Linked DNA regions of Mus musculus: region 1 is linked to region 2. The links are chromatin loops, found by intact Hi-C in ENCODE. Cell type or tissue: left cerebral cortex. All regions are shown on one strand. Each heading gives the region's core, and the rest is flanking DNA. Links, peaks and the distances in the headings are about the cores only.

Evidence for each region. Peaks named below come from ENCODE experiments on the same cell type or tissue, not always from the same donor. Only the 100,000 strongest peaks of a DNase experiment are listed, where the experiment ranks them.
Region 1: a loop joins it to region 2, with 1.8 times the contacts of the local background. A loop is called at or near these places in 1 of 42 quality-filtered maps.

What each region holds. Positions count from the first base shown.
Region 1 is chr1:181,997,219-182,000,032 of GRCm38, reverse strand. The region is part of intron 1 of Enah (ENAH actin regulator); the gene reads left to right. Among named protein-coding and RNA genes, the nearest start is that of Enah, 21 kb to the left of the region's middle. In left cerebral cortex, for the core only: a CTCF peak has its summit at 1,477; DNase peaks (open chromatin) are centred at 1,219, 1,506 and 2,098; H3K27ac peaks cover 1,062 bases.
Region 2 is chr1:181,920,459-181,923,272 of GRCm38, reverse strand. It overlaps Enah (ENAH actin regulator), which reads left to right. Exons shown (of 15, transcript NM_010135.3): 7 at 773-1,615. Among named protein-coding and RNA genes, the nearest start is that of Gm33669, 43 kb to the right of the region's middle. In left cerebral cortex, for the core only: a CTCF peak has its summit at 1,639; a DNase peak (open chromatin) is centred at 884.

The DNA.
Region 1 (2,814 bases), core at 301-2,800, 77 kb before region 2:
TAGCTGCATATATGTGGTGCAAACCATTCATCACCTTTATGGTTTCCGACTGACACTGCTCAGGCTGTCTTCTTAGTCCTTTAGTTAACTCATACAATGTTAAGTCTTTATAAAACTGCACATATAATGGAGTTAATGTAATGTATGCACTCTGTGGTATGTACCGCTGTTCCAGATCAAAAAGACTAAGGCACAGAGTAATATAAAATAGCAATTAATGGGGCTGGTGAGATGGCTTAGCGGTTAAGAACACTGACTGCTCTTCCAGAGATCCTGAGTTCAATTCCCAGCAACCACATGGTGGCTCACAACCATCTGTAATGGGATCTGATGCCCTCTTCTGATGTGTCTGAAGACAGTGACATTGTACTCACATACATAAAATATATAAATCTTAAGCTTGGGGAAGTAGTGGGTTCAGAGAGTGCAGGGCTGGAGCAAGAGAAGGAAAAAAAGCAATGAACAGAGCAGTGCTTGCTCTCGATGTGCTCTCAGCCACTGTGCTATGTTGCCTTCTGTTGAAAGAGCAAGGATTTTGCTTTTTGTTTGTTTGTTTGTTTTGTTTGTTTGTTTTTTTTAAACAAAAGGCTTTCTGTAGCTTTTTCAGGTTTCTATTTACCGTACTTTGCTGTTGAGATTGGTTGTAAATCACTGCTATGTGTGTGTATGCGTATGCTATATATAGCGCACATATATGCTATAGGTAGCATATATAGTGCATATATATGTATATATACATATTATTACATTTGTGCTTTTTTCTCCAGCCAGGATCTCATAATGGTAACCAACCTAAAACTCTGTGGCCCAGGCTGTCTTTGACTTCATAGTCCTCATGTTACAGGTTTACCAGTTATTGTGAATTCTAATGCAGTGCTGTCCAAAGCTACAGACAGCTTTCATTGGGTCTTATACTGGTATTTTCTACATTCCTGTTATTATCCATGGGCGATTTGTAGTTAACTGTAGTGTTGTTAATCTGGAAAATAGACACTAGGTGTGGGGAAAAGCAGAAAAGCATTGCTAAGGCAGATCTTCACGCTGAGAAGTGGACTCGTGCAGGTTCGTCTTTCCTTCTGCTTTGTATTATGCGAGCACTATATTTCCATTTCCACTCCCCCTTCTTTTTTTCCCCCCTTGGGACAAGGTCCCTTTGTGTAACACAATCTGCCCTTGAATTTGCAGTCCTTCTGTAGCAGCCTTCCCCTGGCTCCTGGGATTGCAGGGTGAGCTGCCAGGCCCTGCTGCTGTTCCTTCAGGAGTTTACCTTTCTCCCTTTGATTCTCACCCTTTCAGTATTATGATAGATTTTCTACTTGAAAGCCCAGAATCTTTTCATATTAATTTTTTTATTTGAACATATTTGTTTCTCTGTTTTTTCTCTCCCTCCTTCGCTCTTGTGTCCTGTAACTCACTGTGTAAACCAGGTTAGCCTCGAACTCACAGAGTTCTGCCTGCTTCTGTCTCCCTAGTGGTAGGAGTAAGGGCACGCACCACTGCACTCAGCAAAACTCAAGACTCTTGCTCTTCTGGATTTATAAGTCTTCTCATGTTGCTCACCTGTCCCCCAATAGGGTTTCTCTGTGTAGTCTTGGCCGTCCTGGATCTTGCTGTATAGACCAGACTGGCCTCGAACTAACAGAGATCCAATTAAAGACAACCTTATGTTGTGATTTATGTACAGGTGATTATGAATGCATGCATTTTGCTTTGATCATTTGGTATGTTTTCCCCTTTTTATGCTTTTAGGAAATTATTAGATGAATGTTTCATTGTAAATTACCTATTTCCTTCTAAGTGGCTATTTACATAGTGTAGAGTGGTTTTGTATAATGAATAATGTTTTCCTGAACCCAAAGGGTTTTTTCCTTAATTGTAGACTATGTCCTTAAGATAGAATTCCAGAAATAGTATTAGATCCCTTAAGAAATAGAAACAGTTTTAAAAGCTCTTGAATCATATTGCCAAAATGCTTTCTAAAAGTGTTGTGCCAGTTTTTATGCCAGCCAGCAAATACACAGAGTGTCCACGGCTTCACAGCCGGCAGCAGCAGGGAATGTTTTGATGTTGACCTTTAAATTGAAGAATAATTAACTCTGGGTTCTGCTGAGCTTTCTTTCCTCCTACATTATACTTAGAGTCTGTTTGGTTGTGGTCAGGTTAGTGAGAAGGAAGACTTAGCTTACTAGTCTCTGCTCTTTAAACTGCTCATGTTCTACTAGGATGCAGTCGTTGCTGTGTGAAGACATCTATTGAAACTCAAGCGTTTTGGTAATGGGTGGTGGCAAACAGATGCGTTGTAGCATCTGAGACTGATTCAGTTGCTCCCTGAAGTATGGATAGATTACCCCCATGAGTGGAAGGAAAGTCATTACAAAGCACACCTACGAAAAGTTGGTCATAACAGTGACCCAGGTTTTCATCAGCTGTTTGACAGCATTCCCCTTCGGCGACTTAAGTGACTTCTGGTTTTAAGTGACTTAAGCTCTTTTGGTTCTCTCCTCTCTCATTAGCTGATGTCTTGGTCTTCCTCCCCAGTACAGCTTTTTTCTTCTCAGTGATACTCAGCTCTGGGTGGGTAGAGCTTGGGTGCTGCTGATTCACAGTTCAGATTTGTTTGGTTCTGTTGGTTGGTTGACACAGGTTCTCACTCCATTGCATATGCTGCCACGAAACTCACAAAGCAGCCTGGTGCTTTCAGTCTTGAAGCAGCCCTCACAGGTATGGTAGGCATGCACCCCCACGAGCAATTAGTCAGAAATGGGATTGCAACATTCCTTTTCTTTAAAAGAAGAAAAGACTGGATGTGTGTAT
Region 2 (2,814 bases), core at 300-2,799:
ATAATGATCTTGGAAGATATTTCCCTTGTGCCATTGCTTAAAATTATCACATACTGTATGTATTATGCTACGTACAACAAGAAGTTAGCTTGGTTATAGTTAGATTTCTGAAGGAAAAATTAAAATAGATTAAAAATATTCTCAAAAATAACCGGTTATTTAAACATTTTCTGGTATGATGAAGAAAATCACAGTCTGATGGAATTTATAGTGTCATAGAGGATTATGATATAGTATAAACATTTAAGATGGTTAATATTTATCAAAGAATTTTAATCTTGAGCTATATGAGAGGCCAATGCCGGTTCAGTATTGGTTAATTTATTGTTCTTAACTGCATAATTGTCTGGAGTTATGGCTAAGAAGGTAGAGATGTCCAAAAATAAGACACTGAGTTGGGCATTCCTTTCCCATCGTAGTAAACATTTCGCCAGGTTTGAAACCACAACTCGGTTTATTCTGCTGTTTATAATAATTTTGATGCAGTTTTTAGTGGACTAAGTAATAAACATTAAGACTGTTACTATCCTTGTAGAGGATAAATTATTAATCCACATATTTAAAAGAACTTATTTCATCCTCTTTTGGGTTTCGAAATGTGCTTACAAGTTAAGTTTTCTCCAGTGGAGACAGTTATTTGCCTAATCCCCTGGTGCTAACTGTCATCCACGTTTGTGCGTTTTGTCTGATGCTGGTCTCGGGCTTCACTGGCTCCCTTTTTCTCTCTCCTTTTTTATCCTGTCTTTGCCGCTGCTTTCCACCTTATGTCCAGCTCCATCTTCAGACAGCTCCCTGTCTAGTGCTCCACTTCCTGAGTATTCCAGTTGCCAGCCGCCTTCGGCACCTCCTCCATCATATGCTAAAGTCATCTCAGCTCCGGTGTCAGACGCCACTCCTGATTACGCTGTAGTGACTGCTTTGCCACCTACTTCCACACCCCCTACACCACCACTGAGACACGCAGCGACACGTTTTGCAACATCTCTAGGTTCAGCCTTCCACCCTGTTCTTCCCCATTACGCTACAGTTCCTCGTCCTCTCAACAAAAACTCTCGACCTTCTTCTCCTGTGAACACACCCTCTTCTCAGCCTCCAGCTGCGAAGTCCTGTGCCTGGCCTACTTCCAATTTCTCGCCCCTCCCTCCATCTCCTCCAATAATGATTAGCAGCCCCCCTGGCAAAGCTACTGGCCCACGGCCTGTCCTTCCCGTTTGTGTCTCCTCTCCTGTGCCCCAAATGCCTCCGTCACCAACAGCACCCAATGGGTCGCTAGACTCTGTAACATACCCAGTGTCTCCACCGCCTACCTCAGGGCCAGCAGCGCCACCTCCGCCGCCACCGCCACCGCCACCGCCGCCGCCACCACCACCGCCGCTGCCACCGCCGCCGCTGCCTCCCCTCGCCTCACTCTCACACTGTGGATCACAGGCTTCTCCTCCTCCAGGCACCCCTCTTGCCTCAACTCCCTCATCCAAGCCCAGTGTTCTCCCTTCTCCCTCTGCAGCTGCCCCTGCCTCTGCGGAGACCCCTCTAAATCCTGAGCTGGGAGACTCCTCTGCTTCCGAGCCAGGCTTGCAGGCAGCCTCTCAGCCGGCCGAGTCGCCAACCCCACAGGGTAAGGCTTCACTTCTGCTGCTGACTACTGGTCATTCTGAGGAGTGCAGAGCAACTTTGCCTGCCTAGAAGAGTGGCTGGGTCCTATGGATTTCATGATTGAGCGTCTCTATGCCAAAGTGCTATTTGGGGTTGTATTATTATTATTATCATTATCATTATCATTATCATTATTATTATTATTATTATTATTATTATTATTTAGAACATTAAAATGAAGGATTTTGTTTTTTTAAATCCTGGGCCTTAGTTGGAATTTAGTATGGGAGATGTCCATATTAAACTTAGGTTTTAGATCGTTTGCAGTAAGTACTGTATTATAGGTGTTTTCTAATATTTAGGGATCCTAGTACTTCTACATTCATCTTAAACTTCACTAGGAGCACTTGACTGTTTCATCTTCCCTGGGGTAAATATGAGATATTTTCCTAGAGACATGGAGATCTGTTTAATAGATAAATCATCCCTGAGTTTTCCCTGGAGCACTCCTGCCCTAAGATCCCTTTTTCATTTCCACTTCTCCTGTATTGAGCTCTCTGTATTAGACCTTTAGGGTAGGTAGCCTCAGGCCCTTTGCAGAAGCAGAGGGTTGGCAGGCTTGGTGTATCCCCCAGAGGGTTCTATTGCAAGTGTTGCTATACAGGCAAACAGAAGGTCCTTGAAGGTTTCCTGTAGACACGGACCGTGATGCAGGGCAGCAGGGAAGGGCCATGTAACATTAAGTGCAGCCTGTGGACATAAAGATGGACGCGGTTCTGTACATAAGAAGGTGCATGGAACCCTGCCTTTGTTCCTCTTTATAAGTATAGGATGTAGAGAGGAAGTGTGCTTATACAAACAATGTAATAATCTGGATTTAGACATACCTCTTTTGTTAAAAGTAGATTTTTTTGATGCTGTCTTACTAGATTTTTGTAAAAGGTGAAAAGAAATTTATCATGTGTAATTTAGTATCTCTCTGATTGACATCTGAGCAAGAGGCCCTGCCAGGCTAAAGCCTACTGGTGCTCGGAGCTCAGTCCGAAGGATGGAAGAGCTCACCGTCAGCCCTCTGTTGCTCTGTGTGTATTCCCTGGTGAAACCTCCGAAGTGACAGCTACTCCCCAAGTGTGCAACTCACTAGCTTTACAGAAAGAAAATTAGCCCTGTTAAGGCTTAAGTAAATACTTACTAATTTGGTGTTTTCAATTTTAAGTAAAT